Linked DNA regions of Homo sapiens: all the other regions are linked to region 1. Evidence: read pairs that join two places in POLR2A ChIA-PET (ENCODE). Cell type or tissue: MCF 10A. All regions are shown on one strand. Each heading gives the region's core, and the rest is flanking DNA. Links, peaks and the distances in the headings are about the cores only. Region 1 overlaps SLC38A2 (solute carrier family 38 member 2). Region 2 overlaps SLC38A4-AS1 (SLC38A4 antisense RNA 1). Region 3 has its middle 130 kb from the start of SCAF11. Region 4 has its middle 110 kb from the start of SLC38A1. Region 5 has its middle 150 kb from the start of SLC38A4. Region 6 has its middle 150 kb from the start of SLC38A4. Region 7 has its middle 160 kb from the start of SLC38A4.

What was found. ChIA-PET counts read pairs that join two places held together with the same protein. Peaks named below come from ENCODE experiments on the same cell type or tissue, not always from the same donor. Only the 100,000 strongest peaks of a DNase experiment are listed, where the experiment ranks them.
Region 2: POLR2A ChIA-PET joins it to region 1 with 12 read pairs; 6 of 35 experiments call an interaction of 5 or more read pairs at or near these places.
Region 3: POLR2A ChIA-PET joins it to region 1 with 18 read pairs; 9 of 35 experiments call an interaction of 5 or more read pairs at or near these places.
Region 4: POLR2A ChIA-PET joins it to region 1 with 14 read pairs; 3 of 35 experiments call an interaction of 5 or more read pairs at or near these places.
Region 5: POLR2A ChIA-PET joins it to region 1 with 14 read pairs; 12 of 35 experiments call an interaction of 5 or more read pairs at or near these places.
Region 6: POLR2A ChIA-PET joins it to region 1 with 11 read pairs; 12 of 35 experiments call an interaction of 5 or more read pairs at or near these places.
Region 7: POLR2A ChIA-PET joins it to region 1 with 10 read pairs; 13 of 35 experiments call an interaction of 5 or more read pairs at or near these places.

The regions. Positions count from the first base shown.
Region 1 is chr12:46,355,727-46,359,818 of GRCh38, forward strand. It overlaps SLC38A2 (solute carrier family 38 member 2), which reads right to left. Exons shown (of 16, transcript NM_018976.5): 16 at 2,462-4,092. Among named protein-coding and RNA genes, the nearest start is that of SLC38A2, 15 kb to the right of the region's middle. In MCF 10A, for the core only: no CTCF peak of the experiment used is centred there; a DNase peak (open chromatin) is centred at 1,895.
Region 2 is chr12:46,548,193-46,552,679 of GRCh38, forward strand. All of the region lies in intron 3 of SLC38A4-AS1 (SLC38A4 antisense RNA 1), which reads left to right. Among named protein-coding and RNA genes, the nearest start is that of SLC38A4-AS1, 170 kb to the left of the region's middle. RefSeq lists an enhancer at 1,773-1,922. In MCF 10A, for the core only: no CTCF peak of the experiment used is centred there; a DNase peak (open chromatin) is centred at 1,789.
Region 3 is chr12:46,123,271-46,127,757 of GRCh38, forward strand. No RefSeq gene overlaps it. Among named protein-coding and RNA genes, the nearest start is that of SCAF11, 130 kb to the left of the region's middle. In MCF 10A, for the core only: a CTCF peak has its summit at 2,002 (motif pointing right); a DNase peak (open chromatin) is centred at 2,051.
Region 4 is chr12:46,157,444-46,161,930 of GRCh38, forward strand. No RefSeq gene overlaps it. Among named protein-coding and RNA genes, the nearest start is that of SLC38A1, 110 kb to the right of the region's middle. In MCF 10A, for the core only: no CTCF peak of the experiment used is centred there; DNase peaks (open chromatin) are centred at 2,778 and 3,378.
Region 5 is chr12:46,676,722-46,681,208 of GRCh38, forward strand. No RefSeq gene overlaps it. Among named protein-coding and RNA genes, the nearest start is that of SLC38A4, 150 kb to the right of the region's middle. In MCF 10A, for the core only: a CTCF peak has its summit at 1,243 (motif pointing left); DNase peaks (open chromatin) are centred at 290, 1,230 and 1,930.
Region 6 is chr12:46,671,715-46,676,201 of GRCh38, forward strand. No RefSeq gene overlaps it. Among named protein-coding and RNA genes, the nearest start is that of SLC38A4, 150 kb to the right of the region's middle. In MCF 10A, for the core only: a CTCF peak has its summit at 4,141; DNase peaks (open chromatin) are centred at 2,627, 3,327 and 4,167.
Region 7 is chr12:46,658,780-46,663,266 of GRCh38, forward strand. No RefSeq gene overlaps it. Among named protein-coding and RNA genes, the nearest start is that of SLC38A4, 160 kb to the right of the region's middle. In MCF 10A, for the core only: a CTCF peak has its summit at 2,774 (motif pointing left); a DNase peak (open chromatin) is centred at 2,762.

The sequences.
Region 1 (4,092 bases), core at 93-4,092:
GGATGGTCTCAATCTCCTAACCTCTTGATCTGCCCACCTCAGCCTCCCAAAGTGCTGGGATTAGAGGCATGAGCTACCGCGCTCGGCTGTGTTGGGGATAAATTGATTAAAAGATAGATGTCTGTTCCTATGAAGCTTATAGCTGTTGTGGTGGGGAAGTCAGAAAAAATGTGATTTGAGGAAGCAATCAACCATTGAATTGGGGCAAAGTCATAAAAGAAGGTTAGTGTCCTGCATGGAAGCCTAGAGAAAAGAAATCCAAAGAAAATAAATGTATCAATATCTCTGGACTGTTTCATTAAACATTTTGGGGGTTGCCTTCTTAGCTAGGGTTACCAACCATTCCCAGTTTGCCTGGGACTGTGGTTTCCAGGATGCAGGACTTTCAGTGTTAAAACAGGACAGTTGGTCCCAGTTTTCTAGCCTATTTCTAGTGCATGACCATTGTACCTCTCCTCTGAAAACTATTCTGCCCACCATATGGGTAGGTCCTGGCAGCTATTTGTACTGTGTTACCCTGCCCACCAAACTACATTTGAGATTAGGGTGGAATCTTGACCCATTACTGGCCGATTTGTATTGAGAAATTGAACTGAAAACAAGAAGCTCAGAATCTAGTTGCATAGTTCTATAGTGAAATTTCACACATTTCTGTCATTGAGGTCTCTAAAACAAAGACAGTTTTTGATTTTTGGAAGCTGTTTATCTTTTAATTCTCTGAGGCATCCCAATCTTTTAAGGAGTTCTCTCCATCTGCCATTCTTGCTTAAACTAATTTAAACGGATTTTTTTGTTATCAGAAATTTGACTAAGCCAAATGTCCAGGTGTATTTCTAAATTTCTACGTCAAGACAAACAGCTCTGGTTCTTTATTTAGAAATGTTCCTAGAATATTCCTTAAGCTTAATGGAAATCTCTCTGGAATAGCTAGCTCCCTGGTTAGAGTACCGTATTTTTATATTCAGTGGACATGTCAACCCAATTTCTTTCCTTTCTCACTCCCTTCCTGCCTTCCTTCACTCCCAATTTTTTTTTTTTTTTTTTTTAACAGGGTCTCACTCTGTCACCCAGGCTAGAGTGCAGTGGCATGATCACGGCTCACTGCAGCCTTGACCTCCCTGGGCTTCCAAGTGGCAGGGACTACAGGTGCACACCACCTGGCTGATTTTTGTATTTTTTTGTAGAGATGGGGTTTCACCATGTTGCCCAGGCTGATCTTGAACTCCTGGGCTTCAGCAATCCACCCTCCTTGGCCTCCTAAAGTGCTGGGATTAGAGGCATGAGCCACCACGCCTGGCTTCACCCAGTATATTTCTAATTGTAGATAAATAAATTTGCATTCTGGTTCACTTTGGTAATTTTTTGTATTTTATTTATTTGAGACAAAGGGTTTCACTATGCTGTCCAGATTAGTCTCAAGCTCCTGGGCTCAAGTACTGCTATTGCCTAAGCCTCTGGAGTAGCTAGGACTACAGGTATGTCACCACGACCAGCTGGTATCATTTTTTTCTAAAAAATAGCACATTTGAAAGTGTATGGATTTTGTTAGAACTCGTCTGACACATAACCCTACCCTCTTTCCAATGAGCATGTTAGTTGCATATGGTAGGTGTTCAGTTAGAGCTTGCCTATGAATACTTGAAAATTCCACAAGTCATTCTTCAATTGATTTGTTGCAAATTCTGCTGCCTTTCCTAATCCTTCTCATTTGACCATCATTAGTAACTGCATATTAAGTTTCTTGGAGACGTTTCCTGACTTTGGAACTACCATCAGGCATACTTGACTATCCCAAGGTGTGGTCTTTTCTGTTTCAGCTCTGGTTATTTCATTTCACAAGCCTCAAGCTTTTCGGACTTATCAGTAGGCCATACCTAAACTAGCCTGTGTATCTTAGTAACCTTCCCACTTCCACTGTTGCTCAAGTAAAACCATGCTGTTACACGCACCAGCTTGTCCATTAATTCCTCTTTTCCTGTGACTTTTTCACCAAACTGAACATATCCCAACTTCTTTCCAGGCCACTTGATTGCTCCTGGAGTTTGTGCATCATTATCACCCGAGTGGCCTTCTTAAGTAAAAAACCAGATCCTGGGCTACCCTACAGCTGGACCTTTGCAATCAGACAAACTAGGCACGTTTCAGAAAGCTGTGGTTTTAAAAGGCTCTCCAGTTGATTCTGATACATTATTGACCTATTTATTTCCATCAGCAGGGCTGAGCCTGGGCTCTTATGATGCATTTTAGCATCTTCCCCCAACTCTCCAAGACTTTCCATTCCTTCTCACTTTGGAAACTTAGAATCTCTGGGAACCTAAACTTTTTTTCCTGACCATTCATCACAAACATATGGACACCTACTAGGTGCTAGGTACTGCAGTTACAATGCAATTTGCATTAGACACTGCCTATCCCATTACCTGAAAAAAACAAAACAAAACAAAACAAAAAACACTGCTACTCAGGATTAAGCATGTATTTATTTTAGTTCAGTTAAAACAAACATACATTGTTTCATTGAAACGGTGTAGCACTCTTTGCCAACAAGCCATACTAGAATTGTTGGCCTCTAACAGTACAGTGGGGATATTTACACTATATACACAAAGTTAATACACCCAGGTTCTCAAAGGTCTTCCATTACACTAGATCACATTTTATTTCATTACACTAGATCACATTTTGATTACTGCATTTTGAAAATGTATTCCTTATTTAAATTTTAAATAAGAGATCTGAATTTGTACCAAGATTTCATGAAAAAATTTGATGTTGTTTATTGCAAATACAATTTAAACAAGTTTTTTTTAGTGTTTGTACACAATTTGTCAATTTTTCAATATTCAATTTTCTGTACAGGTACTTTTGGGACAATTCTTATAGTTACATAATGTGAATTCATCAAAATGCAGTTAAGAAACTTACAGGAATATATACACTTGAACCCAAGACCCAAACCTGACATTATATACAACCTATTTACAAATACATATGGACAGACAATATATGTACATAGATTATCATAAATATTGAAAAATAGGTTAGCTTTAATGGATTAATGTTGTTCTATAAATAACATTACAGTTGTAACTGAAACATCCACGGAAGACAGTAATGCAAAATGAGGTGACAAGACAGTGGTTTTAATACTGAAGACTGCTCATTAATGGGAATTCATTGTTCAGGAACCTCAAGGTAGACAAGATAGCTCCCAGAAAATCATCCATTGGAATTTTCCCTAGGCACTTGATTTTGAACCTTAAATAGCCAGAGGATTGGAGGAGCTTCCTCACATTAATTTGCTGTAGAGAAAAGAATTTTTTTTCCATTCCTTCCTGGTTGCCACAGTATCTTCTCCCATACAAAAAAAAAAAAAAAAGTCTGTAGAAACAACTCTTGGTATTCCCTGGCAGGTCTTAGATACAAAGTCAGCAACTCTTTCCAGGAGCTCATGCAAATTTGCCAATTCTTGGTCTCAACTAGAGGTGAGGTTCTGCATTCGAATGGAGTGCCTAAAGCCCAATTAAATGAAAGCAGTGCCGTAGAATCTGTCTTCCCACTGCCTTTCTATTTCTAGATGGCCCCCAATTATTTTATCTTCATAGAAACAGACAAAAATGGACCAACGGTTTCACCCAATGTAGCACTACAAGACGTCTTCCAGTTCCATAAGGGTCTTTAATTACACATGTATCTTGTTTGTAAATTTAGTCACATATAATACAAGAATGCGTAACAAAAACCATGTCTCCACATTTCTGGCCCTTGCCCCAAACAACATTTTTAGTTCAAGGGCAAACCTTACAGCCAGATGACCAATTGACAATTCCATTATTTGCTTCCTTCAACCACTTAATGGAATTATGTATATTAGATTTTAGACATTATGCCTGATGAGCGAAGTACCACATTATTTAATAATATATTCACCATACACTGTGACGTACGATAAATGTGCTCTTAAAGCCAAGTTTCAAAGTAATTATTTTCATTTCTAACTGGGATTGAAATGGAAGGGTTGACATGCAGTTGGACCAAAATGACTACTAACACTCAGTTTGCACTGTTTTCCCTAGCTAACCATTTGTTGGA
Region 2 (4,487 bases), core at 207-4,206, 190 kb after region 1:
ACAGGCAAGTTGCCTCTCATTCTCCAATCTAGGCAAAGAGTGAATCTTTTGTTGTTATTTGCAGGAAATGGGACACAGGAAATGAGCCAATCAGAATCAGCATTAGGCCATTTTTTTTCCCTTGTCCCTCTTTCTCAATCTTTTTAATTGGGAAAAGTACTTGTTTTAAAATCTAGTAAATATGATACAAATTGAACATCCAACTATAAGAAGAATCATCAGAAAAAAAATCAGGATTTCTCTTCAAAGTTTACAGAGACTTAATATAACTCCTTTTCTTAATAGTTATTTTTCTTTGAATTAGGCAGTGGTAACTAAAGCTAAAACAACCACCACCACAGTGGTAATAAAGGCTAAACGACCTTCCACTGCCCTTGTTTATGCTTTTCTCATCAGTTGAGCTTTCCGTTTCTTCAAAGTCCCACAGAAATGGCTGGCAATTTTCAATCATCAAATCAAAGCCCTTTGTTGGAATTGTTTCTTTGGTGTAACGCAGGATATGCTGCCAGTAATTTGATCAGTTCAGTCATTTCCATAATTAGAACAAGAGCACGTCTTCCTAAAGTATGTGCTTATTCCATGGTCTGAAGTCACACAAAAGGGAATGTGCAAAGCCCTTATGTTGTGTGGTTCTAAAATAGCAGCTGTTTTTTATATATTTACCTCTTAACAATTTGCCCACCATCCTAGGTAGACAAACTTATAGCTCTGCTCTATCTGCTGATGACTGATGAAATGCAAGTCAGAGCATTTCACTTTAACTATATTGTTTGTCTGTTTAATAGGTGTGGCATGCATACCCACTCATATAAGACTCATTCAAAATCTTCCTGGGTTCCTCAAGAGCAGAGGGAAGGCAACACTTAAATACTTTGAGTATTCTCTCTTCATATTATTTGTGTACCTGTAGAGCTTTATGCCTATGACAACCTTGGTGTAATGTGGTAACAGTCTCATGGGATTACCAAGGTTGTAGGTTCCCTACCCTCACTTTAAAGAAGGGGAATTTTGGCCGGGTACGGTGGCTCACGCCTGTAATCCCAGCACTTAGGGAGCCCAAGCTGGGCAGATCACGAGGTCAGGAGTTCGAGACCAGTCTGGCCAACATAGTGAAAACCCATCTCTACTAAAAATACACAAAATTAGCCGGGTGTTGTGGTGTGTGCCTGTAATCCCAGTTACTTGGGAGGCTGAGGCAGGAGAATCGCTTGAACCCAGGAGGCAGAGGTTGCGGTGAGCCGAGATCGCACCATTGCACTCCAGCCCGGGTGACAGTGTGAGGCTCTATCTCGAAAAAAAAAAAAGAAGAAGAAAAAAAAAAGGAGGTGGGGGGTGGGAATTTTGAGCAGTGGGTGCATTTATCTGAGACTATTTGTGGGGTAGTTGAGATAGCTGTGCTCCAATGCTCAGCTCACACCACATCCAAATGTCTTTCTCATTGTCATTTCACTGTCTTCTTGTGGTCTCCCTGTTCTGTTCTCTCTTTCCTCTCAACCATCCTCCACACAGCAGTTAGAATAAACTTTCTCACATCCTTTCATCATGTTACTCCTCATTTTCTAACTTGTAAAATTCAGACATCTCAGCTTACCCTTCCTGACAACTATCTTTGTGTTATGGCAGACTTGTTTAACATGAATTTCTCTGGTACCATGAAGATATGTTCCAAGGCCCCCAGTGGATGCCCGAAACTGCAGTTAGTACCGAACCCTATATATGCTATGCTTTTTCCTGTACATACGTACCGTACAGCACCAGCGTACTGGACAAAGGGATGATTCATTTCCTGGGAGGGGTGGAATGGGATGACACAAGATTTCATCACACTACTCAGAATGGCGTGCAATTTAAAACTTATGAATTGTTTATACATTTTCCATTTACTATTTTCACACTGCAGTTGATCCTGGGTAACTGAAACTGAGAATAAGGAGGTGACTATTGTGCATACTTTGAAATGCTGAATTAACTGTCTTGTCACTGCTCTGATGACTTCTTTCTCCTCAAGGCCAGCATGAAACCCTCCTTCCTTCTGAAACGGTGATGAAAAGTGCCTTTATCCAGGAAGTCTTCCCTGATGGATTTCAACACCTTTCTATCTAATTTAAATACACTTTACCTAATTTTGCAACAAGATAAAAGAACTTTCTAAGTGTCCTCCATAATCCTACCACCCTAACACAACTTCTTGAACTTCTCTGTTTCCTTCCAAGTCTCTCCTACCTGCATATAAACTTTTCATGGTTGTGATGTATACAACTTGTATGATTTTTGTCATTTAACAATATTTTGTAACTTTCCACACCACTATACTACCTTCATTTTTAGTAATGATAGTACATTTTTTATGGGTAGTGAGTGATAGTAGAGAGAGGGAGAGAGTAGAATTTGTAGCCAGCATATGTGTAACCTTGGGCAAGGTACATAAGCCCCTTGGAGCATCAATTTGTTCACCCGTGAAACGGGGATGAAATGTATGTAAAGCACATCATACAGTACCTGACATTTGACAAATACTGGCTGTGATTCGTTACCAAGTTTAATTAAGCCATATGCACTTGTTTTTTATGGTTTACTGCTTTGAAAATTTTTGTGACGATTTCATGGGCAGTTCCCAGACAATTGATAAGCTCCTCTAAAGATGGGAACTTTTTTTAAATTTTGTATCACTTCCTAGGTCTTCTGTTAAAAGATGGAGGTCTCCCTCAGTGGACTGTCAATCGTTCAATGCAGTGGCTGACTGCATTTCATTCTAAATAATTTTTCTCTTCAAATTGAAACCTAGTCACTAGGTTTCTGTGCTCTAAGCCCTTTAAACCTAGTTATACGTTGACAAAATAGAAGTAGCTTTGGTATCCTTTTAATTCCTACATCATCCCTATCCCCTTTTCAGCTGAGTAAAGCTGAGTCTTTTGCTCTAACCTCAGTACCTTAACTCTAAAAAGAAACCAACCAACCAACCAAACAAACAAACAAACACTTGGACAAACAGCTTCGCCTTCATCAAAAGGAGTGTGTCAGGCTGGGCGTGGTGGCTCACGCCTGTAATCCCAGCACTTTGGGATCAAAAAGAATCTCACTACTGTTAAAAAAGTCAAAAGGCATTCTTCAGACTAAATTGGTGTCTCTTTTGCTTTGTTGCTTTTTCTTCCTTTCTTGAAATCTTCTGGAATGATTGAAACCTAGGAAGCAGCATGATTTGAGATGACAAGGGTTTAGTCATCAACACACCTTCTGTAGATGCATTTCTAGCTCCAAAATGACATGGAGATAGAGCAGGGCCAGTTCAGGTCTGATTTTTCCACATTAATTTATATCCTAAACTTTAGACTAAGGGCACCATTTCACATAGTGCTGTACCAAATTTTAGGAGAATCATTTCCTTCACAGTAGAATGTCTATCAAACCTATGTGCAATGTACTCTGCAATAATAAAGAAGCATTTTGCTAAAGCATGAGGAACTGAGCCTCTTGTTTTTGAAAAGTAGTTATGAAATCATCTCTTTTTGTTTTAAATCCAAGTAGACTAAATTTCTGATTGAAAAGAATTGAAGGTTTTGTTTTGCTTTGTTTTGAATATCACTCCCACCAGGAATTATCAAGTAGAATTTATTCTTAGAATATGAAAAGGGGTAGAGATATATTTTCAACATGCTCTCTAGATCATTGAACCAAAAAACCATAATTTTTGACATGTTTCAGCAGAACAATGGTACGAATAAGAGGCCATAGAACATGGTGGATAAGAGCACAGACTGGGTTTGCATCCAGGATCTGCTCCAGGACCTGGCTGTGTGTAATCCCTGTGTACCTCAATTTCCTCATCTGTAACATGGCGATAATTTCACTACCACTAACACTACCTATCTCAGAGGGTTATTAGAATGATTACACAAGTTAATATTTATAAAGTGCTTAGAACATTACCTTGGCGTATGTAATGGGTAAGCTGTTACTATCACCACAGATATAGGATTATTTATTTAATTGATGAATAAAAGTGGTATATATTTATGGTGTATAACATGATGTTTTGGGATATGTATACATTGTGGGAAGGCTATATTGAGCTAAATATATAATGTATATATTACCTCACCTACGTATCCTTTGTTTTCTGTGGTGGGAACACAAAATCTCTCTCAAGGGTACAATATTTTGTTATTAACTATCATCACCATGTTGTAGAATAGAGCTCTGGAACTTGTTTTTCCTGTCTAACTGAAATTTTGTATCTTTTGACTAACATCTCCTGAATCTTCCCCTCACTCCTGCCTCCAGCCCCTGGTAACCACCATTCTACTCTCTGCTTCTATGTTTGACTATTTTATATTCCAAATATAAGTGAGGTTATGCAGTATTTGTATTTCTCTTCCTGGCTAATTTCATTTAATGCTATGTCCTTCAGGTTAGATGTAGGATCTTTATATTAAAAAGACTGAAAGACGGTTTTCCTGTAAATATGTCCCATGTTCTTCTAGGAAAAG
Region 3 (4,487 bases), core at 330-4,329, 230 kb before region 1:
CCCTACCCCTTTCACTTCACCGGCATACCTATCAATTATTTATCTCGAAGTTTTTCAGAATTATCCCTTCTTTTCTCCTCCTCCTCCTCCTTTTTCTCTTTTACCACTTTACCTATAATTGTGACCCTCATTACTTCTCCCCTGGACAGTTGTATAATCCCCCTACTTGGTATCCTTAATTGCATCCCCTTCAACTTTCTTTAATTCATCATAAGCCTCATTGACAAATGGATTACTCTGAGTTTCAGCTTCAGACATATAGCTTTTCTACTCAGAAACCTTGAATAGCTCCCCATTGTTTAGTAAACTAAGTACAAACTCACCAAATTTAATAGATAATATTTATTGAGCATTTACTATATTCCAGGCACTGACCAAAGCACATGAATTCTTTCATTTAGTCCTCAAAACAACCTATGAGATAGGCCTTTCTATTGTTCTCACTGTACAGAAAAGGTAATTGAGGACCCGGGCTACTAAATAACTTGCCCAACACACAACAAAAATGTAACTCAACCCAGGCACCTGATTTCAGAGCCAGCACATGATGTTGCCATTCCAATTTAGTTGCCACTTTTTGGAGGTGAAGATTAGGCTCATAGTAGCCAAATCTATACATATAATGTTCAAAAATGTCTTCTAAATGTCATTTATGATTTTTTCCCCGCCTAAAACCCAAAGTGTAAAATTCTACTTATCTTTAAAGACCCATTCCAATTCTATCTACTTCATAACATTGGTTACGGTCCCTCCAACAGATGTGGCCTCCTCCTCCTTTGAATCAAATAACATAATAATTTGTTCACTTCATCTTTTGCCCCTTGTTAAATGCCCTTCTCTTCTGAGGCAGGAGCTGTTTTCTTACCCATACATTTTGAAGTGCATTAAATTGGATGGTTGGATACAAAGTTCCCAGAAAAACTGCCGCGGCTCCAGGTATCAAATTCTGTGCCCCATGTCTATGCAGATCTTAATCTATACACAGTTTAGAGCTGAGGGCCCCTGAGCAGAGTAGATGGGTTACAGACCATCCAGGCCATAATCTGTTGGGGCTTCTGCCAGTGTAAACAGATGATTATTGGAGGATAAACTTTGGCTATATGAGTCTAGTTTTAAAGGACTAAAAAAAGGAAAGGGCCTCCCTAAACTAAATAACTTTGCTTTAGTTAGAAAGTCTAAGCTAATTGTTTTCAAAGCCCTTTCTAATCCTTCTAATTAGGCACAGGATCGTCTCCAACTTTTTTTCTTGATTTTGTCTCTGAGTGACACATTGAAAGTTAATTTCAGGGCAGAGTCAAGTTTTACACTTCAATTTACAATGTACAAAAAACTTAATTGACAAATAATGTTGACTGAACTGGAATATTGAGGAGTTATCTTAGTGATTCAGACTCAAGTTAATCTTTCACCAGAAATGTCAAAACAAAACAAAATACGAACCACGGGGTCATGTGTACTGACTCTTGAGATGCTAGGATTCTGGTGCACTCCTTGGAGCTCAAACACACAAAACTGAAAAGAAATAGAAAGAATCCCTACTTGATTATTAATTCAAGTAGTATTTATAGAGTACCTACGATGTGGTAGGGATGGCATACAACACTAGAAATACATTGCCGAATATAAAATATCAGATCCCTGACCTCCTCAGTTTACAGTGTTCACTGTGCGTAACATTGGACTGACAGAAGCACTAGCTTACCTTAGTATGGAAGTGCTTGTGTTCTCTTGTTCCTTTTTTTTTTAATGGAATGAGTCAGCTGTTCGGTCCTCCACTGAAGCCTGAAGTTAAACTTTCTAATCTTTAAATTTGTATGGTTATTTACACATATCCATTGATTTTCTTCTTCAATTACACCAATTTTCACGATGATTATCCCCCAGAAAGTTAAGAATCTTGTAGGTGCCAATCACTACGTTTAAAATAAGTTGAGCTAAACACGTATTCTGAGGTTTTCAACAGTTTTATTTTAAAAAATTGTTTAATGTGTCCTGAGCTGCTCTTTAATGCAGCCGTCAGTAGATGGCAGCACATTACTCTTTGCTCACTCTTCATGGGTTCAGGGGAAAGGAGAGAAGAGAGAGCGAGAGAGAGCGAGCGAGAGAGCGAGAGAGCGAGAGAGAGAGAGAGAGAGAGAGAGAGAGGAGAGGAGAGAGAGGAGAGGAGAGGAGGGGAGGGGAGGGGAGGGGAGAAGAGGGGAGGGGAGGAGAGGAGAAAGAGGGAGAGAGAGAGAGGCTTTTCAACACACCCTGTTTTGGAAAGACAGCTCTAACTAGATTACAGAGGAACAGTTTCCATATCTAATCCTCACTATCTCAAAGATGTTGCTTTAATTCTACACACTATTTTGTATTTGTAGTGCCTTTATTTTAAATTCCATACACATTATCTCATCGTCAATATGCCATTATATGTACCATATTAGCTTTATTTAGATTTTCAGTAATATAGGTCGAATGTAGCTTTTTGTGATTAAACAGCCCCATTAAAAGACGAAAACTCTGAGTAATGTGAACTCATTTTGGAAAGCTGTCTCTGAGCCGATATTGAACATTAGGGATCAGAGGACTAGGGAGAAATTGTCTTTGTTATGTCAGCTTTCAGTATTACCGCACCTCCTCAGAATGAAGCAGAAATAAAAATCACTACTCTATTATTCAGCCATTTTGACCTTGTACCTTTCCAAGGATTTTTATCCATGCCAGTGTTTTGAGAGAAAGGGGAAATGTTTGCACTTTAGACAAACTCAGAATAATTCTGAAGGCATGTGAACCGCTTAGCTTTCAACACAAAAAGGCTTCTAAGCTTCCGAAAATGTGCAAAAACAAGTAATCAGTTCAATCCAACAAATACTTATTGTTCATTTCTTTAATTATGCAACAAACATTTTTTGACTGTTGTTCTTTAAAAGGTATTATGCTGGGTGCTGTAGAAATACCAAATGAGCATGACATACTTCCTGCCCTCAGGTAATTGTTCTAAGGCAGAGAGAGTAAGGCATATATACAAACAAATATAAGGCGTATGTTCAATAAACACTTGTTACATGATTGAATGGCCATAAGACAGCTGTAAAAATGTGCTATGGGATTTCAAAGAGGGAAATCATGTATACAGGTTAGAAAAAGGTACATGGAAGACATGGTCCTGACATGGCTTTAGAAGAAAGATATAATTGAGGGGTCAGGGAGAATGAGGGCACTCTAGGTGATTGGAACACCAGGAACACAAAAAGGAACTGTCCTTATGAAAGGGCAGTTAGTCCAGTTTGGCAGGAGGCTAGATCAGGCATCAGCCTCCCACTTAAAGAATCAACAAGACACACCACGGGACATAACCTCTTGGCAGCACATTTACCAAAGCAGAAGTTAAGGCACAGAATTCTACAACCAGAACTTTAACCAGACCCTCCAGGGTGGACTTCGACATTCAGAGCCCAGTCCCTTGTGTGGTACAGGCAAGCTCCTTGTTTTTTCTTAGCAACCAATAGATAACAATTTTTATTTATTTAGAACAATGACTTTTTAAAAAGGCAAATATTTATTATTTAAAAATTCAAGCAATTCTGAAAAATATGAATTTTAAAAATAGTCTAAATTTCACCACGTAGGAAATAATTTCAGACCTCTTTCTTGCATATATACAGATGGAGGGCTGGCTGGCTAAGAATAATTTTGCAAAAATGAGACCATACTGTTCATGCTAATTTTACATTAAAGTATTAAATTTAATTATACTTGAATTTTCAAAGAAGAAAAAGAAACCATGATTAAAAATGAGGAGTTATGGAAACTTACGTAAATGTTTCTTAATTTTAGTTGTTTAAAAAATGTGTAATATATTCACATAGGACAAATTTCAAAAGCTATATGTTGGTGAAAAGCCAGTGAAAATTCTCCATCCCATTCTGTCTTCCAACTACCCGCTTTCCTTTCCCAGAGTTATCAGCGATACCAGTTTCTTGTCCAACTTTCCAATGATTTCAGTCTTTAAAAAATTTCTTTACAGCAGAGATATTAGTTCTCAAGATTAAAAGACAAAAGATTATAAAAAAGTCTTTAAAAATTGAAGCCATTATTTTTTAATAAATTTTACTGTTTTATTATAATAGTAGTATCTAATGCTGGATATAATGCTAAGAACTTCACATAGGTTATTTCATCTGATACCCAAACATCATCATCCTCATCTTACCAGTAAGGGAACAAGGAAGGTTAAATAATTTGTCTAAAGCTCAAAATGAGAATTAGCAGAGCCATGATTCAAGCTCCAGAGGTCTAATTCCTGAACTACTCACTACACACACTGTTTTCTTTGAATACTGAGTATAATCCCAGTGCTTTTACCCTATCATGTCCATTCATTCCTTGTGTAGCTTGATATAATCTCTTGTAGTTTTTCCCTAGAAGGGCTATATCTGCTAAGGCCTTTTATGCTTCAGCATGTGTGCTTATTGCTTTTATCCTCAAACAAGACTGTGTAGATA
Region 4 (4,487 bases), core at 290-4,289, 200 kb before region 1:
CTCCTCTGTTTAAACACTGTTTATGTGGGAGAGATGAGAGGTGCTAACTGTTCAGCTTGGAACTGGTACTTTTTGTCTTTTCCTAGTGTAACTTCTCCACCTCCCAGAGGGCATTCTTCTTGGTTTCTTGCCCTGCTTCTCCAGCCCCAGAATGCAGGTTCACTGATTTTGCCTGTAGTAAATACTACTTCTACTTTTGTCCTGCTTTTTATCTGTCTGTATCTTTCAGTGCCTTACTTGGCTTGCCCATGGCCCCTTCATGCTGTTGGCTATAATTTCCTGAGAGAAGGGAAGAATTGGGTGGTGAGACCACCTCTACTCTTAGTTTTGTTTTGTTTCATTTTTAAGCATGGTGTAGGAACTCAGGCAATTACAAATTTTGAGAAAAAATAAAGTATGTTTAACTAAAAAAAATAGATTTCTGACTTAGGCTTTATACTGCTAACTTATTTAGCATCAAATGCTTTTTAAAACACAGGCTATGAAATAAGGAAAACTGATTTTTGAGTTCCAGTTCTGTCCCTTTTCCCAGGTGTTGTGATTCATCTGTGAACCTGAATTTTTTCATCAATAAGTTCAGGATAGTAAGAATACCTGCTGCATATATTCTGTGATGATGAAATATAACAGTAAAAGTGAAAGTACTTTGAGAGCATCAAAGAGCCACTAACAGTTTATTATTTATGGCACTAAATAATGCCCCACTCAGACCTTTGGTAGGAGGATAAAGTAGGTAGTAGGAAAATATAATAAAAGACTGAGGTACCCAAGATGAGGAAAGAGGAGATTGCCACAGGCTCTTGTCCTGAACTCTTGTTTTATAAACTTTGCTCTCTATTCTTTAGAATTCCTAAAACCAAGATTTTCTGCATGTCAGATCCAGGAACTTTGCTTTCCTTATGGCATAAAAGCTAGCCAAAAGAATCACTGTGAAGGTTCTCATCAACCAGAGTAGATAATTGGTTATGGGGTATGAAGGATGGCTACTGATACTCAGTAGACAGGATTCTAAAATTATATTAACTTTTTCCTAGAACTTTATCAAAGTGACAGTTTTATATGTATCTCTGTGTACAAGAATTTGAAGCTAGCTAAAATCTAAATCTGAAAATATCTTCTATAAAAGAGAGGACTTTGTAGTTTTTTTTTCTTTCTCTCTCAGTGATGAAAAACTGGATAGAACCATAAACACTTCAAAGGATGAGAAATCCACATGGGCTGGAGTCCTAGCCAGAGTCCTTGCCAAGATCACTTTCCTCAGAGGATTTTCATGCTCTTCCTTTCTTTGGGGAATCAAATTTCCCAGCCACCTCAGCCCAAGACGTGCTGTAGTTACATGTACTCACTTTGTGGCTTTATATTAAGAGGTAAAATGAGGAGTGGTAATGCTAAAAGGCAGTGGGTATGGAGAGATTTCCTTTGGATGTGCTTTCACTTGGGTTATACCAGGTACTTGGAATTCTGTGTTTTACTTTTGGATAAAATAATTCTTTGCCAAAATGTTTTCTTCACTAGCGTGAAGCCATCTAGCTGAATCAAAATGGAGCTGCTGCCTGCCTACAGATTTTTTATGTGGGTGAACATTATTGTTTTTTAGAGAGGTGAGAATATTTATTTCCTTCCATTTTCATTCTTCAGAGATTATTCTATCACTTTGGATTCAGCACAGGTTACCCAGCAATTACTACTCACTCTTCTTGGGTTCAAATAAATGAGTTTGGTCCAACGTTTCCTGTATTTTAAAATGGAGGCAGTTCATGACGATCAGGATTTGGGGAGGAAGTGGATTTAATTAGACAAGGAAGAGGGTAGGAGACTGGACACCATTTGGGGCTATTTTCAGCTAGTTGAGCCAAATTGTTATTGACCTAAAGCTGACAGTTTTTCTGTGGCCTGCACAATGTGAATTTAGTGAGCTCAGCCAATTCTCAGAGGACAAGCTCTTATATTTCTAGACATACCAGCAGTGGTTCCCGACATTTAGATTTCATGGACAAGTACAATTAAAAATAAAAGAAGTATGGAGATAGAGAGAAGCCAAAAAATCTTAGGAAAAGGTCAGCCCTTTAAATGGAATACTTTCAAATATATGAAAGAAAAAAAAAAAACCTCACTTCAATGTGCTCGATTTTCTCATTTTTTTCCTGGCCAGTGAAAACTAGATCCTGGGACAGCACTGGACACACACAGATGTTTGAGAACTACTGTTCCCAATCTATGAATGAGGCTGTAACTTTTCAACCTGCAAATTCACTTCAGATATTTAAGAAGAACCTTCTAAGTGAAAATATGAAAGTGAACAAAAGCTTTCCTTTTTAAATACACTTGTGTAACCAATTGTTTGGAACAAGTCACCAATGATGCCTTACTTCAGTTCACTATTCTTTCAAATAAAAGATGTATTTGTGAAATTATAATCATTCAAATAGCCATTTTGAGGGCTATGTTTTTTTTTTTTTTCAGTCACAAATCTAAGTGACCCTGAGAATTGTAAAAAGATACTATGGAAATATCAATAGTGTTTTTATGTTTTGAGCCAATGATTTTAAACTTCCACTTGCTAAAAAAAATCAAGAAAGATGAAGTATGAAAACAAGCACGTAGATCTTTCTTTTGTATTACATGTGTGTAACTAAGAAGCCAGTACTCAGATAAATGGCTACAATCTTAATAGCTCGCTCCTGGAAAGCCAAAACTGCATTTCTCTTTTGTCAGGACTGGAAGCATGTAAATTGATTGCCCAATTAAGGAAAGGTTGACTGAAGGTGAGTAAGGTTTCAATGTTCCTGACTTAATTGCTCAACAAGCTTTATTAAGGGGCTAAATGGAGCAGCAAGGGAGTGGCTGGAGTGCAAGGGACTGCTTCTCACCGAGTATTATTGGACGGCTGCCAAAGACAGTTAAAAAATAAAATAAAATAAAGCTGCTCAAGCGTCTTATGCCATGAAGAACAAGATTCTTCATGTTGGGGCTCGCAGTTTTAGTTATAGCAAACTGATTACAACATACATAATTTCTAGTTACAGATAAGGGGCCATTTGCACAGCATCTAGTAGTTTTCATATAATCTTGCCCTGGATTCTGTAAGTTAATAGAGGTAATATATTATTATGGAAAAAGATGGAATCTGGCAAAGATCTCAGGCACTGAAGGAACCAGCTGTTCCGTAGCAATGTGATTTTGCACGCTTCTTGGGGCCTGGCATTCTTAAACTTCCACCAGCGTTAATTCTTACTGGTGAGTTTTCGCTCTACTGGGCCTGCTTATGCAACTCAGTGGCCCAAAAGTCTGATGTCACAGCCTAATGCTGCGTGTCCTCTGCCAAGAGTCTTTTCTGTGGGCACACATTTCTGATGAGAATCTACCCTGTTTTGACTCTTGACTGCATCAGTCTCTGGCAATTACCCTTGTGAAAATAACTCCTTTTTCAAGCATGCAATGTGTCTGGCTTTTATCCAATGGTTTAATCACAAACTCTCTGTGACAGCTTTACCTTGAGCAGCCCCTTAGGGAATTCAGAAGAGCTAGGGTTGCATTTGGACTCTCTAACTACAACATTCTTTTGGCTTTTATGCTGGCCTCAGATCTGGTCTAAACAATGATTTTGTACTTGCTGAGCAGAGTTTTTCACTACTTTGTTCCATGAATTCAAAGGAAGCATGGAAAATGGCACAGATAAGATCATCTTAATGTTAATAGGGGCGCTTATTGTGGGCTTACTATGTGACAGATACTGTGCTAGAAAATTTACAATATGCTATCCAGTCTAATTATTCCTTACAACCATTCTATGGGATGACTATTATTATTCCCACTTTCTGGTTGCGGACACTGAGACTGAAGGAGATTAAGGAAACCTGCCCAATGTCACTTAGCTTTTAAGTAGCAGAGGCAGGATTCCAACCAAGGTCAGTCTGAGTCCAGAGCCATGTTCCTACCTCCTTGCAAATTCTCCTAGACAATACATTTGTCCTTGGGCCTTGTGGGGGAATTGTGGAACAGAAGAACAGGCATTAACACACAGAGAGAGACACACACAGACACACACACACAGACTCCAGAGTCTAGCTTTGCTTCCCATCAGACATGGGACTAGTGCTCATAGAGCTGACTGGGGATATCTCTACCTGCCTAGGACACCAAATCTCTGTAAAAGACAGCCCGCTTCCTGAAGCCTCGTCTAGTGGAGGGAGGTTCTGACATACTGTTTTGTTCAGGCTGGTCCTCCACCCCAAGAATGGAGCTCTGCTTCCTACCCTACCTACCTAAGGACTACTCTCCAAAGGAGTACAAGAACCCAAGCCAGTTCACTGCAAGGCAGGTTATGCTGGATGCCTTTTTGGGCAGGATGTAAGGCCTGTTTCCTACCTTATTTCCATTTTGTGTGGTGGTCTGATATAAGGCTTTGCTTGTGGGCAGTGTTGTAGCACTGGTTATAGCTGAAACTGCCCCATGAGGACAGGCTCCTTCATCAGTTAACCCACTTA
Region 5 (4,487 bases), core at 262-4,261, 320 kb after region 1:
AGATAGAAACTTGTCTTATGACAGATAATCCTTAGATTATGAGATAAACTGCCTTCTTCATAATACTCCTGACACTTGTGACACCTTTGACTTTTTAATGTAGTTCTAATACAAAATGATATCTTAGAAGGGTGTTTCTGAAATTTAATTGTTGGTAAGAGTCAACTAGTGGAAATAACCAGTGCAAGCTCTTCGGCCACATCCTAACTAACTGAAGATGGGATCATAATAGCTGTAGTATGAACTCTGCCCACTCCTAAACTCTAGTCACGCCTGGGCGTGCCTGCCAAGCTTTGTAATGGCTTGCAGAAGCCTGTTTCTAGGAGGCTGAGGAGGTTCCTGGGAGAGAGGCAAAGAAGATAGATCCAGTCACAAATGGTAGATTGGTCTGAATAAGGACTAACTTTTTGATTTAAGATGAGAAACTAGAAGAAGGTACAATGAGTGGGCTTTTACACAGAAAGCATTGAGTGAGAGGGTACAAGCGAAAACCAAGCAAATTAGATGATGTCGCCTCTAGCGACTCAGCAAGAGCAACAGTAGCTGCCCAGTCCTGATACTTCCATCTGTCCTGGAAAATAGCCATTGGGTCCCCTCTGTTCAGGAGCCAGGCATTTGTAGGCTGGGCCACCCTGGCCCGAGGAACCTGCCAGGACTTGAAATCTATAGAAACAAAAGGCAGTTGTTTTTATACATTAAACACAATATCCAAGTCAATAATTGCTGGTTTAAAGTCTAGTGCCCCAATCAGCTGTATATTTAAGGATATTCATACAACAAATTTAGGTGACAGTTTGGTGACCCAAAGAAAGGTTTTGTTACCACATTCCAAAGGGGCCTTTTTCCAGAGGCTCTATTGAGACCAAAGGGAGAGGCAGTTTTTGTGATCTCACTGAGTGTATTGCTGCGATTTATCTCCAAGCCCAGCCCCCACAACATGAATACTTCAATACTGTTGTGAGGAGAGAACAAAGTAAAGACTGGAAGGGCTATTTCTCTAAATTTAAGACATTAGTGCAGTGGCAGCTTGGCCTGAATAGTTCTTTAACAGATTATGACCCCAAAGGAGGCAAGGCGATTACCCACCTCTTTTCCAAGAAAACACTGTAAAGTGCAGCTATCTCCTCTCTGGTGGGAGAGAGAAGTACCCATGGAGCATGGTGTTGGCTGGAAGATGCACTGGTAGAAAAGACAGGAGAGAGTGGCAGTAGCAGACACCAGGAGTGGATTTGTTACTAAGTATAGGTGAGCCATCTACTGGAGGATCCCCAGAAATATTTGTAGGGTGGTGGGGATTTTGTAGGAGCCTGAAACTTCTACATTAGCAGTTGAGTCTATGAAACATGAATTACAACTGCGTCTTAACACCAGACATGTGTATAAACTGGGAAGATAGGTTAATTCTGGTGCTTACAGTCAGTGAAGATGAATTAGCATTCAGAGCGCTTGAGGTTCCTCTTGATGTCTTTGACAAAAACTGCTTGGATCATACTTGAACTGAGACATTATAATGCAGAGGTGTTTTTTTGGGGGATTACTAATTGTCTATTATATTTTCAGCACTACCTGGATGCTATAGAGGATGCAAGAGAAATATGACTATTCCTGTCCTTAGGGTGTCATGGTCTAGTGGGGGAGATAACACAAGTACACAGGCAACTTAGAAACAAAGTAAAAGTGGGAGTTAGGAAGATGCAGATATTTGGTTCATTCTCATAACTGTAATTGCAGTTAGCCCAAGTTGGTGGACCTAAGCTGAATAATTTCCCTGGGCTAACCAGAAATTTTAAAAACCACAGCAGATATACAGCTCTCATTTAATCCATCTTCTAAATTCCTTCTTTCTTTACTTGGATTTTATGCTTAACTGTTACTCTGCGTAATCACTGTACAAGTTAAGACTTGCTGAGCTTAGTACTACTGTTGCTTACATTGACTCAGCTTCGCATTTACATGGCCAGTGCTTCAACATTTCTTTATGAGTATGCCAACTTCCTGATTTCACTGCCTTCTGAATCCTTTTGTTGGATAAATTAAATTTATAAACAATAACTTTTATATTATATACCATCGAATCTAAGAAACCATAGATAGTAAAATGTACCATTATTTTATGTACCACTAAGAAAAAAACCTGTCACTATACTTCCATATCACTTAGAATTTTAAATTGATACTTATTAAAGGAGATCTCTAAGGCTTACTTATACAGAGAATTTTATCATATATCCTCCTTATGCATAATAAAAAGAAACATATAAGCAAAATAAATTGCTTAAGATATTCCTAAAACTTCACATTCAGAGTCTAACTCTTCCAAGTCACTTTTTAACCAAGAGTTGTTGGTGCTTTTCCACATAATACCTCCTCCGTGCATCAGAAATATTGGTTATGTATCATTACTTCTTTTAAAACTTTTTATTGAAGAAAGAGTGCATATTACATGAATGTACAGCTGAACCAGTTATCTCAAGGTAAACATCCATTAAACCACAACCCAGTCAAGAAAGACAACATCATGAAACATCCAAGGAGCCCCCTTTGCTTCCTCTCAGGCACTATCATTGTTCCTCTACTGCCACTGCCATTAGTATGTCATCACAGATTAATATATAGAATAGATTGCTTCTTTGTGGCATTTATATAAATGGAATCATTCAGTATGCATTCCTTTGTGTCTGACATTTTTTGCTTAACATTAGGTTATGAGCTGTATTCTTGTTGTATGTAGCTTGGTTCATTCATTCTTATTGCTATAAAAGACTTTATTATACGAATATACATAATTTTATTTCTCCATTTTCCAGGTGATAGAGAATTGAGTTGTTTCCGTTTTATTTTGTTACAGATAATTCCACAATGAACAATCTTTTGCACGTCTCTTTGTAGTGTAGTGTGTGTATATATGCACACATATATAGGTATTATTCAAGAGTGGAAATCCTGTGTATTTTCAGCTTTAGTAAATAATGCCAACAGTTTTGCAAAGTGGTTAATAATGCCAACAGTTTTCCAAAGGGGTTGTGTCGATTTCCTGTTACAAGAGAGTATCAATTTAATTAAACGATCAGAATTCCTTCAAGTGTGTTATATCAAACGTCAATGTCCTGTGAAAACAATCTTGTTATTATTGTTTGACTATTTGGATTTAAATAGACATCTAGGTACCTGTTAAAAGAATGCTAAAAGTGTGAAATATGAGAATGGCCAGTAACTATTTTTAATTGATGACATATTCAGCTTGGGTTGATGGGTAACTGATCTACTGATGTTCTTATACTAATATAAAAATAATGAGTAGGAATGGGTCAGGTGTACACACACACACAGGATGGTATACAAGAAATAGCTTGAAGTTAAAGAGGATGAAAAGGATTAAAAGAAGCCTGATCTCTGGCTTTTAGCCGTAGGAAGTAAAATCCAAAGATGGCAAATTTGTTAATTTTCCTCTTTAGATGTATTTTATACACATAGTGTTTTGCCTACTGAATCAAAATCTTAGGTCATTTCACTTTTGTATTGACTAACATTGAAGCACAATCTAAAGACATCTCTGTGGCAATAGTAACTACTCCCAAAGCAATGTGTGTGCTGAGGAATGGGGCTGTGGGAGCCTCAGAGGAGGAACTGGAACAATAGAAATAATGTCTAGAGCTGTCATTCTCTAAGGTGACCCTTCTGCATGGTGGAAAATAATTTGCAAAATGATGGTTTAAGAGACGGCAGCAGTGCTTATCAGTATGTCTTTATTTGACACTGAGGGGAGGAACTTGCTTTTGCCAACTGAGTAGTTGCCAGTGATTTTTATTTTAAGTGTATTATATTTGCAGGTACTCTCTTTTCTTCCCCACCCTGCTCATAATTTTGAAATGCTTTTGGTCCTTTGGGTGAGATTAGTGAAGAAACATTCACAAGAGATCTGGGCATTTGAAGGAGGAAGGCAGCTGAACCTGCAGGATGATCCATTAACAACTGGAAAAATAGCCACCATCCAGGACAGAGAGGATGTTACAGGAATAATAGGCATCAGACGTTCCCTGTGGTTAAAGGTATTTCCTGTGAGAAAAAAAAAAAAAAGAAGCCTAGTAGTTTTGGAAGGATCCTCCCTAAAGGGGTGCAAAACTTTTCCTTGCAAGTTGGAAATAGAATGGGTAAAGCAATTTGTTCAAGAAATGGGTCTAAATGCCCTTTCATTTCTCTGTGCCTTATTTTCCTCAAGCAATCAGTAGTATAAGCAGGTGGAAAGAGCATGCATGTCTTTTGTTATTCACGAGAATTTAAGGTGGTATAATGTCACACGGACTCCTTGAAATTAGGGACCATATCCAAAGTTTTTTTTTTTTCTGTATCTTTTACAAATCCTGGCATATAGGAGGCATTTAATAAATAAGTTCTGAATATACTATTTTTAACTGACATTTATTCGTAACTTTCTCATAATTCTTTTCTAGGGTATCAACGTACCCTAATATAGCTAGCCAATTTCA
Region 6 (4,487 bases), core at 238-4,237, 320 kb after region 1:
AGAAAAGTTCTCATGATTCCCTGGTATAATGAAAAAAAAAAATAAGGAAGATGCAATGGGTTTTATAACGTCATTTGATTTAAAGAATAGTCCTTAATTCTGATCTTATGCACTTCCCATATTCTCAATGTTAGATTATTTATTCTTTTGCAAAATGATTCTGCTGATAAATGGTAATAAAAAAGAATGTTTCTACTACAAAAATTAAAACCTGGCAATCCCATGTTGGTCTCTCCAACTTTTCCCCTTAGCTCTCATAGTTTTTGAAATCCAAAGTTTGAAACCGTTTGTCTAGAACAATTTAAAGAGCATGTAATTAAATATAAAATAATTTGTGCCTTGAGAATTGGAGCTATTCTGAAGCAGTATGAAAGAGTGGTAGAGAATAGGAACTTTGAACCGTGTGGCCTCTAGCAGTCACTTAACCATTCCAAGAATCATTTTACTCCCTTGTAGAACAGGGCTAATAAGTAGGTACCTTTTAGGTCTATTATAAGGTCATATGTTATAAGATACTTAGCATAATATTGTACATATAGTAAGTACCTGATATGGCTTGGCTCTGTCTCCACCCAAATCTCAACTTGAATTGTATCTCCCAGAATTTCCATGTGTTGTGGGAGGGACCTGGGGGAGGTAATTGAATCACGGGGACCGGTCTTTCCCGTGTTATTCTCGAGACAGTGAATAAGTCTCACGAGATCTGATGGGTTTATCAGGGGTTTCCACTTTTGCTTCTTCCTCATTTTCTCTTGCTGCTGCCATGTAAGAAGTGCCTTTCACCTCCCAATATGATTCTGAGGCCTCCCAGGCCATGTGGAACTGCAGGTCCAATTAAACCTCTTTTTCTTCCCAGTCTCGGGTGTGTCTTTATCAGCAGCATGAAAACAGACTAATACAGTACTCAATAAATATTAGCTATTTTCATTACTAGTATTTTGATATTTTTCTCTGAATATATTTTGTTCTTAAAATGTTTTCTGTTCTTGATTTAATTTTTAAAACTTTTTGAATTGAAGTATAACATATATATTTAAAAATGCAGAAATCAAAGTGTATTACTTAATATTTAAAACAAATCAAACATATCCATGTAACGACCTAGGTCAAGAAATAGAATATTACCAGCATCTCAAGAATCTCCCATACAGACACATACAAGCACCCTACCAATGAAAAGTATCCATTATATATAATTCTCCTCAAAGGTATCCTTATTTCTAACACCATAGATTATTTTTCTGTTTTTGAAATTTTTATAAATAGAAGTATACAATATATAATATGTAATTTTTTTTGGTCTGGAATCCATTGCCTGAAATCGTATTTTTAAGAGTCAAGTGTGTTGGTGTGACATGTTTGGCTCTGTGTACCCACCCAAATCTCATCTCAAACTGTAATCCCCATGTGTCGAGGGAGGGACCTTTAATCTCCACATGTCGAGGCAGGGAGGTGATTGGATCAATGGGGGTGGTTTTCCCCATTCTGTTCTCGTGATAGTGAATAAGTTCTCATGAGATCTGACGGTTTTATAAGTGTTTGGAAGTTTCTCCCTCACTCTTTTTTCTCTCCTGATGCCTTGTGAAGAAGGTGCCTGCTTCCTCTTCACCTCCCACCATGATTGTAAGTTTCCTGAGTCCTCCCCAGCCATGTGGAGCTGTGAGTCAATTAAACCTCTTTCCTTTATAATTTTCCCAGTCTTGGGTGTTTCTTTAAAGCACAGTGAAAATGAACTAATACAGTGCATGCAGCTACAGATTTTTCATATTAATGTATAGTATCCAATTGTGTGATTAGAACACAATTTATTTATTCATGCTAATATTGATGGATTGTTTCCAATTTCATGATATATCATCAAAATATAATCACATTATTGGTCTTTTTAAGAACCAACTTTTGGATTTGTTAATATACTACTGGCTTTATGCTAGCTAATTAAGATCTGCTTTTATCTTTATTAACTCATTTGTCCTTCTTCCTGGCAGTTTTCTTTCCTAAGTTTAAGTTGAACACTTAGTTTATTTAGCTTAATTTGGTGAAGATGCGTTTGCTTGTCCCAGATTTTTCATGAGATGAGATTTTTCATGAGATGAAGTCTCTTTTTCATGAGATGAAGTCTAAATGCGTTAGGAGGCAAAACTTGGGTGTATTTTTCTGAACACAATTAAATCGCTTTTAAATGTTAGTTTATGATGTTGTGAGTTTTTGTTTTTTTCTTTGCACTTATTTTAGTGGGAAGTTGCACTAGGCTCCATAATTGCTGTCAACCAAATCCTGTATGAAGCTGGAAGTCTGTACTATGGAAAATCTGCTAATTGTATCCATGCTCCCATCCATCCATCCATCCATCTACCCATATATCCATAATTTTATGTGAAATACACCACGAGGTGCTAGAAACATTTAGGTGAACAGATAGAAAGGTTTTCTTAAGGAAGGACAAGAGGGAGCTGCAATTAAACAGGGACTGACAGGATCAATTTGCATTTTAGAAAGGCAATTCTGATGGCAATATGGAGAACAAACTGTAATTCAGCAAATTGGAATGTAGGAGCAGCTCTTCAGAAGAATGGATGACCTTCAGGTGCTCACTGTTCATGAGGAGCTGGTGAGGTGTGGCAGTGGTGCCAGGAGGGAACATTTTTTATTATATAAAGTCTTCATGATGCAACAGATCTATTTTTTTTGGCACACGAATAAGAAACTATGCCCTTAAAGAAGATAAAGTCTCCAATTGTTTCTTTTTAAAAGTTTCTTATCCTAATGTCTAATAGGAATCATTAGAAATTAATATTTTTCTAACTAGAGGCAAGTGATAATGTCTCAAAATTTCCACAGCTGTTTCAAACGAAATCTTAGCATTAATCTATTTCTTTTTCTGTGACATTTTAAATACTAATGTAGCATTCATAACACCTTTCCAGAATCCAAATTATATTTTATAGGAAGTAAAAATGTCTTTGAGCCAGGCTATTCATCCAAAGCATTAAGAGTTTCAGCTAGATAATTAGAGACTGGTTAAAAAAAAATGTGAATATGAAGTAGCAGAGCTAATTCTAATGAACCACCTAGGACGATTAATCTTATAAGTTTAATGTTCTGTCACTTAATATTTAAAAAAAATTTTGGAAATAAAAGACACCATCACATGATGACTAATCGAAGCTGGAGCATTTGAAAGTGATTTGAGAGGGAAAGTGAGAGGTACCTCCTGGTGAATATACTAGCTTAAGGAGCAATGTGGTATTTGGGTTTCTGAACCTGCAGGTTCTACAGCCTTGTGCTTATACCGTGACTCGTGAAGGAAAGGAGGCTGACACAGGTAAAGAAAATACCAGAAGTGTCATAAAAGAGGATTTGGTAATTCAGCAAAGCTCTGAGTCAGTAACTACCACAGGTCTGGCATGGCAATTGCAGGCCATGGATTATTAAAACGGCCTTGTTTGAAATGAAATTTAAAAATGGAGGTCTTAGCCCTGGATCTCCTTTTTGTAAATAGCATTTTTAGAGAACTGACCACAATGCTTGAAAAAGGTTACAATTCATCAACCTAAGCCACCCATTTATGGTTTGGTGTTGATGCTTTTCTCTACTCACTCTCTAAGGTTAGTTAAGATGTTGTTAGATTGTTTTCTCACCTTGATTTAGAAGAGAATGATGGTCCCTGGCTGGACAGGCACAAGGATATCTCTCTAGGGTGGTGAGGGGTGAGGAATGAGGGCAGATTGGGGATGAGGGAAGTGGAGGGAGAGATGGGAGGAGGAAAATAGCATGTGGAATTAAACACATCCAAAGTTTTTGGTGTTCCTTAGATGACATTTATCAAAACAAATAAATCGTTAAATGGTATTTAGTTGAGCAAGTACAGTAACTGAAAAAAGTAAATGAAGTATGAGTCTACTATATAATCAGAGTTTTAAATTCTTATTTTACTTTTTCTTCAATATGTAGTCTTAAGAATTATATGAGAGATGAATTCTTTATAAAGAATGAATAAATTCCGGAATCAAGATAAAAGCATTGTAAAGTTATAGTTGAAAGCAAAGGGTGAATATTGGAATTTTCAAAAAAATTTCTAATGCTCCAGCAAGGGGTTTTTAATTTATTTTTTAAACCACTGAATACCAATAGCTTCCAGGAGAGGGGGATAGAGAGTCAATTGATTTGACTGAGGCTCTATTAGAAAATCCAGTTTTAAAAGTTAAACCAGCCTGGCGCCGTGGCGCATGCCTGTAATCCCAGCACTTTGGGAGGCCGAGGTGGGCGGATCGCTTGAGCCCAGGGGTTTGAGACCAGCCTGGGCAACATGGCACTACTCCATCTCTACAAAAATACAAAAAAGTGGCCAGGCGTAGTGGCGCACGCCTGTGGTCTCAGAAACTCCGGAGGCTGAGGTGGGAGGATCACATAAACTCGGAAAGTCAGGGCTGCAGTGAGCTGAGATGCCGTCACTGCACTCCAGTCCAGGCACAGAGTGAGACCCT
Region 7 (4,487 bases), core at 296-4,295, 300 kb after region 1:
AGCATAAGCCTGTTTCCTGAGTAATGACTTCAGTTAAATTGACACACACATAGCCAAATGTTCTTTGTGCCTGGCAGGACCCAGGAGAAATCACCTAATTTATAACTATAATGCCCATATACACTGGCATCAAAATTTCCACCCCACTTGGATGCAAAATTGTACTTTAGTGCTCAAAAAAAATTTTTTTTCTTAACTGCCTCTATGCCTTTGTATAAGAGACTCTTGTAGCTAACACCTTTTTATTTATGAGAAAAACATTTGCAAGTCTTTTATTTTTTGTTTAATTTAGTTTTTACCAGAAAATAAGGGGCCGTGTACAGCATATTCATGGAGACTAAATTAACTAATAGGGTTTAACTGTCGGTTGAGTGTTCTGAGAAAATGTCTGGGAAATGAACTTATAAACAGAAGGCCAGTGTTCAGGGTCCCTAGAGAAATAATGATGGGTCCTGCTCACTGAACATTTTGTGCCTCAGAGCGGCCAAAAGTGGGAGAAGAGGGAAAGAAAGCGACTAAGTGTGTGGAGAAGTTGGAGTGGTGTTTTTACCAACGGTGTGCTCAGGATTTTTTTAAACAACGATATGTGCAAGTCGTTATTTAGAACAATGTACGAAAGCGTATAATAAACATATGTGGATGATTGGGGTTGGCTATTAAGGGAAATACAGAACTGATTTTCCAAATGCCTTGCAGACTGCCAGACTCTGGAATGCTGGTTTTAAGCTGCTCACAAGAGCTACTACCTAATTGGAGCTCTGTGTATCTCTGAGCTTACAACCCTGGGGGACTTTTAAAAAAACTGTTGTCGTTAGAACCTTCTATTTTGAACAAATGGGCTAGTAAGAACAAAAGTAGAAGTGTCTCTTGTACAAAAAAGAGAAGACTTAGCTTAGAAAACCTAAACACACTTAAAAAAAATACCAGGAGGCTTTGATTTTTATGTTTTACTTTTGTGTTATGCATATATATCATCTGCCACCTAAAGTGATCAGGAAGGAGTCTGAAGAATGAAGATAATTTTTAAATAACAAATATTCCAATATTTGTTTATTCTGTGCCCAGGAGGCAGAGAGAACAACAAATGTGGTCCCTGTATTTTGTCTTCTCCATACTCTTTGCTCTGTGACTTCCTTTCTACTTCCTTATTTAGTCTGAATTTTAATATGTAGTATTCAAGTGGGCTCATAATGCTCATTTCCTTTCAATGAGATTTTCCAGTAAATATACTGACTCCACTGTTCACAGGAAATTACCCGGTTGGTGAGCACGTGTATAATTTTACCTCGATATATAACCCGGGGTATCTGCCTGTCTCCATGGCAGGATCCACCTCCTCTGCTGACAGGCTCTGTCTCTCTGTTTCTGCATTCATATTAAACACACAGAAGCAACATTTTACCTTTTAGAAGACATTAATTGAACAATTGATATGTAATTTTCCTTCTTGCAAAAATAGATTATAACTATTGTTTAGAATAGAAAACTAGCAGAAAAATTTTTGGAATTATAATAACATAGACACATTTTTAAATAGAGAAGACAAAACAGTCACAGAGAGAAGATAAGAGTAATTCCACAGAGTTTGCCTGGGAGGGGAATGGGTCTTGGAAGGAAGTCTTTAGAAGAAATATTGGTGCCAAAGAGACTGCTTAAAGAAAGGGCTCACCAAGGCTTAGAAATGAGAGAGAGCGAGCAAGAGAGAGAATACTCCACCCATCTGCAAGGAGGCAGATACTAACTTGCCCTGAGAATCAAGACAGCCTTGTTTGTACAGAATAAGCACAAGTACTTCTCATGTAAAGATATTTTCTAAGATGAATGTTTTAAAGGTAAAATGTTAAGATTGTATATGTCTCAACAGTTTCTAAACACAATTAAGCATGAAGTGATCACAAACTCATCAATTTATGCCCCTCTGTCATAATCATTATGAGCATCCCCTTTCACTCTAAAAAATGGCTCCGACTGCATAATAAATTATATGGTTGTGCTGATCAGGAGGAGCATTTGGAAACAGGACCTTTATTGAGTTGTTACGTCATAGAATTCTATCTTTGCCGTTAAAGATTTTGTAATCTCAAGCAGAAAACTCTGAAATAATATTCAGTGTAGAGGGAGGGTGAATGTTTCTGTCTTGTGTTAAAGAAATATGCAAGGGGTGGCCTCAAGTTCTCATTTCTGACTTCCTTTTCTGGTAATGCCGGCCGGAGCATCTCCAAGAAGTTTAATCTTCCTTTGTACAGGGTTAAGAAAGGAACAAAGGACAGGATTTTTCTAAACAATGATATGTGCAAGTCATTATTTAGAACATGACATATGTACAAACATATCTTTCACATGAGCAAGGCAAATACAACTCACTTGGATTTTCCTGCTAAACGTATACAATGGGCTGCCAAAAGTTTCAGTCTCAGGAAATTAGAAAAAACACCAAGGGAGGTCTCTGACCACTTGATTAAGTCTAGAACCTGCCACTAATAGAAAATTCAGTGGAGAGATTCTTATCTTTCTGTGGCTGTTGCAACAATGAGGAGACATATATGTAAATACTAATGTTGCTACCTAACCACAGCATTGAAACAGAATTCTTTCCTTATAGCCTTGGACTGCTTAGTCATCCTGAGAGAGTACCCCTCTCTCAAATGCTCCCTCTACAACAGTGAGACTGTGATGAGAACAATTGCAGTTCAACAATCTGTTGAAGGAGGGAGAAGCCAGGAGCTCCAATACTGACTGGTGTATGGATCTCCTTCAGTCTGATTCTTTCTTAGTTTCTTGCTAGTTCAGTGTCCCCTAGTGGTAACTGGCCTCATTAATGAACAAGCTGGTCACAGGAAATAGACTGGGAGACCTGTATAATCATGGTCTCTTTCATTTGTGTTTTATAATGAACACAAATTCTTAGGACCTACTAAGTGCCAGGTAGTACATCTTCTCATTAACTCTCTGAGTAGGAGATTAGCAACATCTAAAATAAGAAACAGAGGTTCTTATCTACAGAGATAAGAAAACGGAGGTTCAAGGAGCCTAGGTGGCATAGCCAAAGATTGGTATGTTGTAAGAGTCAGAGCCAGGATTTGAAACTAGGATGTTTGATCCTTAGTCCTAATGTTGTTGTTGTTGTATTTGTTGATTTTTAACTGTATTCTCATGTTTCATGAGTCCAAGATGACAGACATTTTCTAGACACAAATACAGCATAGTGGCAATTAGGAAAGGAGCCTCAAGATCACTGAATCTCTTCTGCCTCACCTTGGCTGCCTCTGACCTTTCTGACTTTGTGAGGGTTGGGAGGGCACAGGATAGAATGAACAAAGAACTGGCCTTATTTGGACACACCTGGGTTTACATCCTAGCCCCACCACTCCACCATTCACTCAATAAATATCTATGGAGTACCAACCATACTCTAGGCCCCAGAGACACAGTGATACAGAACCGAGAAAATATTCTTCATTGTATTTCTCTTTCTTTCTGATCCCCAGTTCTGTCAACTCTAAAATTGAGGTGGGTATACCACTGAATATTTTTGGAAGGTGAATATTAAAAGTTATCTAACATGTTATGAAAAGAAAGATAGCTGGTAATTGAGGGCAAAATAGTAATACTGATGGCCCAGTGCAAGGCAGCTTTTGCAAGCTGAAGACAACTGATTGGTCCAATATTCTTAGAACCCTCTTTTGAGCTGGCTGTCTTTAGATATAACGAAATCTGTGTACCATCACATATTTTACTTAGCCAAGTCCTGAATTCTGTTTGTGACATTAAAGGAATGATTTATCTCTTCATCCACTCCAAGCTACGGAGGTGACAGTTCATAATTGTGGAGTTGGGTGTCCAGTGTTGCCACAAAAACAATGGAAAAACTGATATGTTTCCCAGACAAAGGTTGGTGTCTAGATATTTGAGATGATGTCTTTTGAGGAATATATTTAAAAGACTGAATGGTAACATGTTTTTCGTGAGCAATATTTTATGTTATAGTGATGCTAATATAATATTTACTTAGAACTTTGGGTATCTCAGAGCATATTGTTCCTTAAGGAACTTTGTGTTCCTTTTTCTAATACAATAATTGAGAAAACTGGCTTAGGAAACTAAGAAATCACTGAATGTTAGAGCATGAGCATAACTTAAAGATTTTCTAATTCAACCTCCTCATTTTACAGACTGGAACGCAAGTGAGATTATGTATCTTATTCAAAGTAATTCTTTAATTAATTCAACACATATTTATTGTGTGTCTTTCATGTGCTCGGTACTATTGTTCTACATGTTGGGATTACAGCAGTGAGCAAAACAAACACAGTCACTGCTTTCATGGACTTTTATTCTAGTGGGAAGGGGGATATTTAATAAAAATTAAACAAATATATACAAGGTCAGGTAATGCTAAATGTTAAAGAAAACGTAATCAAGCAAGGTGAGGGCTAAAGGGTGATGAAAGGGAGTCCTCTCTTAGAAAGAATGTTCAGTGAAGGCAA